Regions from separate parts of the Homo sapiens genome. Here region 1 is linked to region 2. Evidence: chromatin loops called from intact Hi-C (ENCODE). Cell type or tissue: PC-3. All regions are shown on one strand. Links, peaks and the distances in the headings refer to the core of each region. The heading gives the core; the rest is flanking DNA.

Region 1 (5,391 bases), core at 330-5,329, 200 kb before region 2:
CCTCAAATGCTCTTTTCCAGATATCCACAAGGTTGACTCCCTTCTTTAATTACGTTTTTATTTCAAACTCAGGTTTTACATAAACCTTTCCCTGGCCAGCCTAACCAAAATCTTAGCACATCCCTGCCCAACCCCACTGTCATTTTCCCCTGCCTTACATTTTTCTCCCTAGCACTTATTAGTATATAACACATACTAAATATAATCTTGTTTATTTTTACCAGTTTTGTTCATAGGTGAATCTTGTTAGCAGAGTGCTTAGGACCTGGTAGATACTCCATACATATTTGTGAAGTGAATGAACCTATTCTGAATTCAATACATGGCCTTATAGCCTTTCATACTAAGTCATGCTCCAATTTTACATGATGTCTTATTCTCACTCTTAGTGATAGTAAGTTTAGCAAGTTACTGAATAAGGAATTTTTTGGGAGAAGAAGTTGCATCTTTCCACAAGCAAAGAAATCGGAAGTTAAAGACATTCTCATAGCCAAAGCGTTATGGAGGAGTTCGGCTGTCACTAGGCTAATTGGGCGCTCAGTTAGAGAGTTTAAAAATATTTGAGTCAAACAGAAATACATTATTGCTCTTGATTCTTTTTCACAGTATTGAATATTGAGTAAGTAAAAACTATTAGCAGAGTAAATGAATTTAAAATATTTATTTAAGAAATGACACAAATTATCATTCACTTCTGAACACAAGGTTTACCTGTGAATCATTCTTCCTTGAAATGGCTGAAAACTAAGAAATAAGTAATTTCAAGGTTCTGTTTCAGGCATTGCTAACTTCAATTAAAGTGAGCTAAGGCTACAGCAGTAAGAGAGAGTGGATCTGGTGGCAACTGCTAGTTAGAATTAGAGCATTTCATATGTGTAAAGTACCACAAATTTGACTTTCTGATACCACACCTTTGTGATACTACAATCTCTGCTCTGGCATCCTTTTTTTACGGTCATCCAACATATATTTAAACACACTCAATGATGAGAAATTTACAACATTTTTAGGTAGTTTATCTTTGGGCGATTTTGTTAGAAAGCTCACTTATATTGACTCAATTTCTTTGAAGTTTACCTAGAAGATATTCACTAAACAGTATTGACTGAATAAATGCATGATTGGATTGGGTAAAATTAATTTGCAAAGAAGGTGACATAAGAAACAGGTATCCTGACAAGGCTTGACGGTTCATAGACTGGCAGTGATTAAAGGTGCCAGAAATCTTCAGAAAATTGATGTAAGAATTAAATAAAAAACTATACCCTGAGATTATTTTCTGTAGAGGCAAATAGGCCTTCACCCTCCTACTCTGAGGAGAATAAGATGCAGTTTAGTATAATAACTGATATTTATAAAAACTGTGTGTTACTGAGAAGAGGTTCTATCATGTAAAGTATATTTTTAAGTTATCTAAAAATATATTTACATGGTAATATTTGTTCTCCAATAGTAGCAAATAAGTAAGACCTTATTGTAATTCTGAAAACAAGTCAGACTTCTAAAGATTGTATGCACATTACGTTCAAATCAAATCTTTCTGAGAATGGGACAGAAATAAGAATATGATAATAATGCTTTAAATGTAATGGAGAGGGACTTATTAGAAGCATGCATTGAATTTGAAGCATAAAGATATTCAACTGAGCAAAATAAAATAACTTTATTTTGAAATCCCTTGTATGAATTTATCAAGTGCAATGCCTATGGTCAATTAGAAGAAACCGGACTAAACTTGAAATTCTGCCTGTTCATTTCTGAGGCACTTTTTGATATGTCAAGTTTGCTTTCCCATCGTTCTAGCTTTGATAAATATTGATATTTATATATTTACCTCTGTATTGTTACATGTATATGTATATATAAGGAGGGAAACACAAACACATATCATATATTGCAAGAAGGCCTAAATCGCATTTGCTGTTTTAGATCTCTACTTGCCTCTAAAATGACAGCATTTCATAGTGGGCTCCAAGTTACGAGATCTGGTTTCTTGTCCCAGATCTGGCATTGTACACTGGGGGGCAAGCATTTACAATCTTCATATGCTTGAGAATTTTTCTGATTAAATGATTACTAATGTCCTAGCTAACTTCAATATCTTATAATATCACAATCCTATGAGTATTTTGGATTGGGAAAATCTCTCACATCTCTAATATGTGAATGTCAACCAAAGGATAATGGGAGTGAAATACCATGATGATATGTGCTGGGCATCTGCCACTTGCTACTCAGACTCCATCCTTTGTACTGCGAGGCTGCAGGAGCCAGTCTTTATGGATTACATCAATAGGGTCCCTTGAACTCAGAGGAGGGGAAGAAAAAAGGGAAGGATGAAGAGTGAGGTTGGAGTGTATATTCCTTTGCTTCTTTTCTGCAAGTCATTATTGCAGGCAGACTGTGTGACTCAAGCCTGTAGCTCCTGTCAGTTTACAGTGACTGCCCACCCTCCTTGCTTCCTCAGGCCTACCCAGTGCCATGTTCTTAGCCCTGTTGTACTACACTCCTCTTTGTGAATTCCTTATTCTCTGACCACATTTTTGCAAATATTTTCTTCGTTAAAGTCATTACAAATTATGCCAAGCTGAATGTGGCATCACTTTCCTGCTGGGATCCTAAGTGGCTGGGAATACAAACCCCTGGGTGGCTGCAGCTGGGAGGATGGCTATTGTGTTGCACGGGATGAATACTGGAATTACTCCCTCTGTCTCAGTCATCAACCAGGCACTTCCTCTCTCTGACCAGAGGCACAGGAAACCACAGCACTCTCATTGCTATGGGACAGGTCAATGGAAAACAGTGACACACAAGACAGAGCACTGCAAGCAGAGGGAGAGAGAGTGTCTCTCACAGGCTTTTGCAGAGTGAAAGGAAAGCCAGTCTCCGGGAGAAAGCGTTATTTTGTGCTGAGAACACGGAAGAGTGAATCATCTCAGAAAGATTGCTCATTTGCAGAGTAAACTCTGTGTCGTCAGAGAGGAAGAGGTTGGGGATTTTTCACAAAAGTTACCAATCCATTGATAAAAGGAAGAAACAATCTATACTCGGCCAGCCTGTCTTTTAATTGGCAAGATCCAGTTTCTTAGCAGAACTGAACAACTTAGAAGGGATAGAAACTGCGCCAAGAGAAAGGAAAAGACCAGACTTGTTAGCATCTGACTAAGAGTTCTCATCAGTTATAGTGGAAAAAGCAAAGTATAAAAAAAACCTTGAAATTAATACCAGAATCCTACTGTAAGTCATTTTGGTTTGTTATATGGACATTTGCTTTAGTTAAATAGATATGGAGGTGGATGATAGATGGATAGATAGATCAATAGAGAATTCCATAACATATGTTTAGACATTTTCATACAGTCCCAAATTAAAGAAGTGTGAATTGAGTAAACCTCACTAACCTTTCCAGTTAGGATACTTATATTTGCGGTAGGTATTTAAAACATGTTTTCATTTACGGAAAAAAATATATTAAGTACCGAGTATATGCTGAGCATTGTATGAATAACCAAAACAAACAGCTTTATTTCTCTTTATGTGTTAATAAGTGAGAAGGACATATAAAGAATGAAGCACAGTGAAGCATTCCAATTATAGCTGCCATTCCTTCTGTCCGACATGATTTTCCATCCGATCACCATGTGACTCATCCTTTATCACTTTCCTGTCTTATCTCAAACAGCACCTGTTCAGTGAGGCCTTCATGAATCTTTATAACATTTTAATCCTCCCACTTTCTATTTAATTTTTTTCATATAATTTTTAAAAATAATTGTCATTCTCCACCTTCATTACAGAATACAAACTCAATGAGGGAGAGTTTCATGTTTTTTTTTTTTTTTTTTGGTTTGCTTTGCTTAGTGCTTTAACTCCAGAACTCAGAACAGTGCCCAGCACATACAGGAGTTATTTATTTTTATTTTTTTTTTTTTTTAGTGAAAGGTAGGAAAAAGGAGGGGGAAGGGGTTCAGGGGAAACACTCAGGAGAGGAGTCACTTTTACATTTGAGGTGAGGTCAGGAAAGGCTCTGTGAAGCTCTTACCTTTGATCTGAGTCTTGAAAGATGAGTGGTTTTTTAGGTGGTGGTAGAGGGTGTTGAATAAATAAAGGCAGTGATCTAAAAGACATATCAATCACATTTATTTGAGTGCTGATTAAAGTTATAAATGTTTAATTGGTACCCTCATTAATAGAAATTTTTCTATCACTATATATATATTCAATCAGATTCTGGAGGAAAATGCCTGGGAAAGGTTGAGTAGTAGTTCTAGCTCAGGTGATTTTGTCCCCCCAGGGAAATTCTGAAGTGTCTGAGACATTTTTGGTTGTCACACTGATAGAGAGTGCTATTGGCATCTGGTAGGTAGAGGCCAGGGATATTACGAAACATTCCACATTGCACAAGACAGTGCCCCAAACATAGGCTCATCTAGCTCAAAATGTTAATAGTGACACAGATGAGAAACTCTGATTTAAAGAGAATTAGTGAAATTGAGACTAATCTCTAAAGTCTGTGCCAACACTGAATCTGAGGTTGTTTTTGAGTAGGATTTGTTTTAAACTAATTTCATTGAAGGTATACAGGATAATTAAGAGCACATTTGTTATGACTGAAACAAATCTGAGTGTCCCTCAAAGTATGTGTTAGCTTTTTTGAATATGACTGTCATAGAGTCCAGTAGTCTACCTTGTCTTCAGGGAATACGTTCTAAGGCCTCCAGTGGATATTTTAAACCACAGATGGTGGCAAACCCTATATATATTATGTTTGGTTTTGATCTGATAACTGAGATGGTTACTAAGTGACTAATGGGCAAGTAGCATATACAATGTGGATACACTGAATAGAGGAATGATTCACGTTCTGTGGGGGACAGAGTGGGGCAGTGAGTGATTTCTTCAGGCTACTCAGGGTAACTGAAATTGTGGAAGGCAAAACAATGAATATGGGGGAACTACTGTGCATTGGCCTAATATAGTACATTGGGCTTCATGTTTTCCTGTAGGTCTGTCTTGAGCTGCTATAACAGAATACCTGAGGCTGAATAACTTATAGTAAACAGAAATTTATTGGCTTACAATTCTGGAGGCTGGAAATTCAAAGATCAAGGTGCTGGCATTTTGTAGGGGCATTCTTGCTGTGTCTTCACAGAGCAAAAGTTGGAAGGGCAAAGAGAGAAAGAGAACAAACCCATTCCCAAGAGTCATTTTTATTATGGCATTAATCTATACATGAGACCTCTGCCCCCATGACCTAAACACCACCCATGAGGCCCCAGCTCCCAACACTGATGCACTGGGGATTAAGCTTTCAACACATGAATTCTAGGGGATACATTCAAATGATATCACCATTTCTGCACTGATTCTGGAATATTTCGGAAAAAATAG
Region 2 (5,391 bases), core at 128-5,127:
TTTTCCCCTAATGAGAGAATTGTTTAACCCAACAGTCAAAATAAATAACAATTTAATTTCTGCAGTAAACTGCTCTGACATTTGCTACAATAAACAAGAACAAGATTATGTGCTTGCTTTATCATTTTGAAAAGACTGTTATTAAATATTCAATCCTTAGAAATTGTAATTTATATTTATGGAATATTAGGAGAAATTATATGTGATTATTCATAGATATATATTTGTATTTCAAGTAAATGAGGAAAAAGGAACCAAACTAAAATGCATTTTTGTTTCTCTTTGTCTACTTTATGTACCTTATTTTACTACAAATCTGGAGACCTAGAATTCACTACCCAAAGAATTTGCTATGACCTCATTCTTACCAGATTAAGCTAAGAATGGTAAGAGCATGTGAAAATTCAATAAAGATAGTGATCATTTCTTTAATTATGTAAACATTTGAGGATTTTCTTTTACATTTGGGATCAACAAGCTGATAATATTTGTGTACTATTTTTTAAAAATAACTATTTGTGTGTGTATGCGTTTAATTAATTTTACTTATAAAATGTTTCTATCAGTCCCTTAGCTCAGGGGTTCCCCAACCATCAGGCCGCAGACTGGTACCCTCCATGGTCTGTTATAAACCAGGCCACACAGCAGGAGATGAGTGGTGGGCGAGCCAGCATTACCACCTAAGCTCCTCCTTCTGTCAGATTAGATCAGCAGCAGCATGAGATTCTCAATAGTAGCTTCTACCCTGTATTCCAACTGGGCATGTGAGGGATCTAGATTGTGCACCTATGAGAATATCTGATGATCTGAGGTGGAACACTTTCCAAAACCATTCCCCACAACCCTCCCCCCACCCCGCCCAACAAATCCTTCCCATCCATGGAAAAATTGTCTTCCACGAAACTGGTCTCTGGTGCCAAAAAGGTTGGAGACCACTGCTTAGCTAGTTCTTAAGTGAGACAAATTTGAACACACTGTATAATTAGATTAAAGTAAACATTTCTGAACCCAGCTTTTTTCTTAATTTTACTTTGAGCAACAGGTGATGGTAACTGTGCCTAGTATTTCCTATATTTCATGTTCATGCATGTTTATCAAGCAAGTGCAATATGTAGCATAGCTCCGTAGTGATCCCTGCTTCCTGTGAGAGAGTCGGCTCAAAGTTTATGAATATTTGGAGGATGAGGCAGAGCAGCAATCTTATCAGCTTTAATTTGTCACTCTACAGCTTGCCTCCATATTAAGTCCTCACATCCAGAGATGGTCCATAACTTTGAGATTAGCTAAGCCTATGAGATAATGCATTTTATTTCATTAACCATCTGTGGTGTGCTGCCAGGGATTTATAAATGCTGGTCGATGCTTGTGTTCCCTTAAGGATAATTTTGCAATCAGTCTGCAAAAGATGTGAATAGAAACCACCCAGCCCTGAGGAAAGATGACATCGTCACTCAGATAAATAAAGATATAGGGAAAAAATGATGACTAAATAAAATATATGGTATCTAAGCCAAATTAGAGAAGACAAACTTCCTAGAAGGAGCCATAGAAAGATAAAATAATGAGAACTTTAAAGACAATCTGGTTCTATTTCTTCACTTTAATGATGAGAAAAAATGTGCTCCAAAAAGAGCTTCTTTTCTTCTTCTTTTTCTTTCTTTCTTTTTTTTTTTTTTTTCAGGGTCATGGGCTATGTGAGTTGAAGACAACTCTGAGTCTAGTGTTTTCACTGGGAAGCCTTTCTCTCTGGAGCATCTCACAGAGAGGTTACTGCAAGCACACCACACCCCAGCAGTCTGGGAGCCTGTATTCTTTTAAAACAGAACTTAACAAAGGACACAGACACACAAACCCACAAAAAGATTACTGTTAGCAAACAGATGACTGAATCACTGGGTCTTTTCCACTTTTGATTTGAGGGGTATATGATGATTAATGCAGGATGATGTGAGAGGCTGCTTTCTGCACAAAAAAAGTCTGGAGCACTAGGGAAAAAGTGGAAAAGGAAAAAAAGCTGATGTTCAAAACCACAGAATCATATGTGACAGAAGGAGCCAGAACCTCTCCAACTAAGGCTCACAGAGCACACCACATAGAGGCTAGCGTGGCTCAGGCTGCCTGTGCCAGTCTACTAGGCTGGTACTCTCTGCTCTGAAGGCGGGGGAAGGAAGAGGATTGGAAAGCAGCAAGGTCAGGTGGCTCTGGCACTCTACCTGTAATGCCTTAAACACATCCCAAGGCTTGCATGGACGAAAGATGGGCTTTCTGAGGCTACATGGACTTTAAAGATTGAATACAATTCCAAATGAAGGTACAATTTGCATTTAGCACACATGGATCCCTTTGAAATGTTTCACTGGAGCTGGTGGTAAAAATTTTTGTTTATGAACAAAAATTTTCCAGTTGTCTCTGGATATATTCCTAAGACCCTCTGACTAAACATACACTGCATATATTTGTTTAACATACAATCAGATTGATTCTGTACAAAATATGTAATGTGATTATATTTGCTTATATGGTAAAAAAAAAAAAAAACTTCACATCTGTCTGCATGCATCTGTCAGAAATACCTATGGCAATATACTGACAGAGGAAATTCTTTCACTATTTATTATGCATAATGTGGACTTATAATTGCATAAGAACAGAAACAGAAAAGTTGATGTGAAAATGTACCCCACACTTGGACAATGAATGATTCCCCAGTCCAAGCTTTTAAAGTATTTTACATACAATTCTTAAACAGATTAAAATACAAATATAGATCAAGAATGATTCACCTGATCTTTGCCTGATCCCAAGCTGGCTTATAAAAACCTCACTTAAATTACAGTTTATCTTCTACTGCCCACCAGAATCCCATAGGCTTCATGTATGGAAAATCTAATTCAGAAGGATCAAACTGGGGTTAGGAATGTATGTTTTAAAAAGCTCTAGATATCTAAGTAATTTGTCATATTTTTAACTTTAAGAACTTCTGACTCACAGCACCATCACTTCCCCTAACGCAAATCCCAAACATAAAGTTTACTGTCTCATGCTTGAAGAATATGAGAACTGTTCTGATGAACCAAAGCTGTGAGGACATGGGAAAGAGTAGTTATTCTAAAGGGCCAGTATTAGGCCCAGATGTTTAGGTAAAGAGAATTGAGAGTCAGTCCCTCAAGCTAGCATATCAGACTCCTCAAGGGCAGCATTTGTGTCTCATTTGCATCCTCACTTCTGGCACAGAATTTTATGCTGAAAAGGGCTTGATCAATGAAAGCAGCATTCTCACTGGGGAGAGTGGACCATCAACATTTTTTAAGGTCTATGCAACTCAGAGGAGAAGACCAAAAATTAAAAAGAACTAGGGGAAGTATATTAGATATAGATGTCTATTATCTACTTTCATACTGCATGAAGTTTGGACTAACATTTAAATGATCAAGGACATGGAAGTTGGACAGCTATATTTAGCTCTACTTTAAAAGATCAGTGAGTGGCTCTAGTGTTTATTCCTTGCTTTTCCTCAGAGTGTCATATATCTGTTTCAATAGCTATGGAATCTAATATATACACATAATGTAAGATAAATGTATGTGTATTGATCCCTTTCTCCTAAAATTAATGAGATGAATCTAGCTATTTGCAAAGGATTCATTGATAAGGATGCTGAAAGGAAAGAAACATGGAGGTTAACGGGCCCATTTTGTCATGTAACCATTTTGATGAATAGTGAGAAGGTAGATCCCTGCTGTACTAAAGTCTTTTCTCTTTAAATAAATAATAATGATTTACTTCTATAACCACTGAGCTTTTATGCCTTAGGTCTAACTAAGACTTTAACGGGAGAATAAGGGAGGTACAAGAAGGATACCACCTGAGATAACATGAACTAAGTCTTTATTAACCATAACTTGACATTAGCTGGCAACTCATTTCCTCTAAAATGCAGTATTACAAAGGTTTTACTGTGTGTATACCCATGTCTATATGGTAATGAGATGGGTTTTTTATGTGGTTTATGGAAAGCAGCAATCATTATTTTATAGCCACTTCCCACCCTTTTCCCTATTCTCAGCAGTAAATTCTCTTTCTTTTAATGTTCTCTATATCCCCACCTCAATTTCTAATGTCTCTTAGGTCAACAATGTTCTAAATGTCCAATAAATTCAACTTCAGGTTTCTCTTATTGTTTTTCATCTCTGATCTATCTGAACATACCACTCATTAGGAGTGAGAGCAAGAGAAAAATTTATTTTTGTTGAGAGATTTATATTTAGCATTTTACAATTTCTATTGCATAAACAGGAAAGTTAAATCATATAATAATAAGATGATTGTTTTAGATTACTAAATAGTTCATCTAAAAGGAAAACAGAAAAAAAAGAAACCAACCTGTGTTTAAATATTTTAAGAAATTAAAGGTTTTTTTTTTTTTTTTTTTTTTTTTTTTTTTTTTTTTTTTTACCTAACTTTTAACCAACAAGTTCTTTAGTTAGACAGAAATGGGAAGAAATTGTGGGGTTCAAAGACCATAAGAATACAGCCAGCAGGTTTAGAAAGAAGATTTGTTTGTGGGAAAAAAAGTACAAGTATGTTATCAATTAGAAACATATCATAGCCTTTTTCTGTTGGAAAAAGGAATTATTTTTGGACTGTAACATGTTAGTCTCACGGTGTTTCTCCCCTTAGATTTGGAGTTTAAATAATATTAAAAAAAAAAAAAGCTGTCTGGTTTCCCACAATCCACAGGAGGTTTGTGTGTCTGCACTCTTGCTCACACCCTGAAATTCCGTTATATTAGTCTCCTTCCCTCTCTGGGGAGCAGATGATGCCTCTTCATCTTTGCAGAGCTTGCCTTCACATGGTAATGAAACCCACTAAGGAATGCAAGAAAAATTATGAAAAAAAAAGGCTAGGTTAAATGATACTTCAACTGCTAAATCTCAATGATGTCAGCTCCTCAAGAAACATGTGCATATGTGGTTTCCCCCAAGAAATCCTACCTAAACTTCCTATCCTCCTAGTCTCTGATATTTTTGATATTTTCTCAAATGAAAGAATACCACCAAAGCATACAGCATGTACACACTAAATTATACTTTAAGTACCATATGACATTTACAGAAAGGGTCTTAAAAACACTAAACATCTGTTTGGACATGAAGAGGAAATGACCATTGTGAAATTTCTCAGGAAAATCAGTTTACTGGGAATGACATGGAAGGTCAGGAGCAATTATATTTTCTGTTGCAGCTGCTTAAACACTGGCTAGAAATTAAAACATTGGAATAACTTCTTTGCTTTATGGTCATGATGCAACTCAGTGGTTTTAAACTTGTTACCAAGGACAAGCCAATCCCGAAAATAGGTCCATTTTTCACTAATGCTTTAGAAAAGAAA

What was found. A loop is a pair of places that touch in the nucleus more often than their neighbours do. Peaks named below come from ENCODE experiments on the same cell type or tissue, not always from the same donor. Only the 100,000 strongest peaks of a DNase experiment are listed, where the experiment ranks them.
Region 1: it touches region 2 in a loop (5-fold over the local background); 5 of 110 quality-filtered maps call a loop at or near these places.

The regions. Positions count from the first base shown.
Region 1 is chr5:98,307,405-98,312,795 of GRCh38, reverse strand. No RefSeq gene overlaps it. Among named protein-coding and RNA genes, the nearest start is that of LINC01846, 150 kb to the right of the region's middle. In PC-3, for the core only: no CTCF peak of the experiment used is centred there; DNase peaks (open chromatin) are centred at 2,805, 3,625 and 4,795; H3K4me3 peaks cover 1,784 bases; H3K27ac peaks cover 4,741 bases.
Region 2 is chr5:98,106,346-98,111,736 of GRCh38, reverse strand. The region is part of intron 3 of LINC01846 (long intergenic non-protein coding RNA 1846); the gene reads left to right. Among named protein-coding and RNA genes, the nearest start is that of LINC01846, 52 kb to the left of the region's middle. In PC-3, for the core only: no CTCF peak of the experiment used is centred there; DNase peaks (open chromatin) are centred at 1,266, 1,916 and 3,026; H3K4me3 peaks cover 1,768 bases; H3K27ac peaks cover 4,985 bases.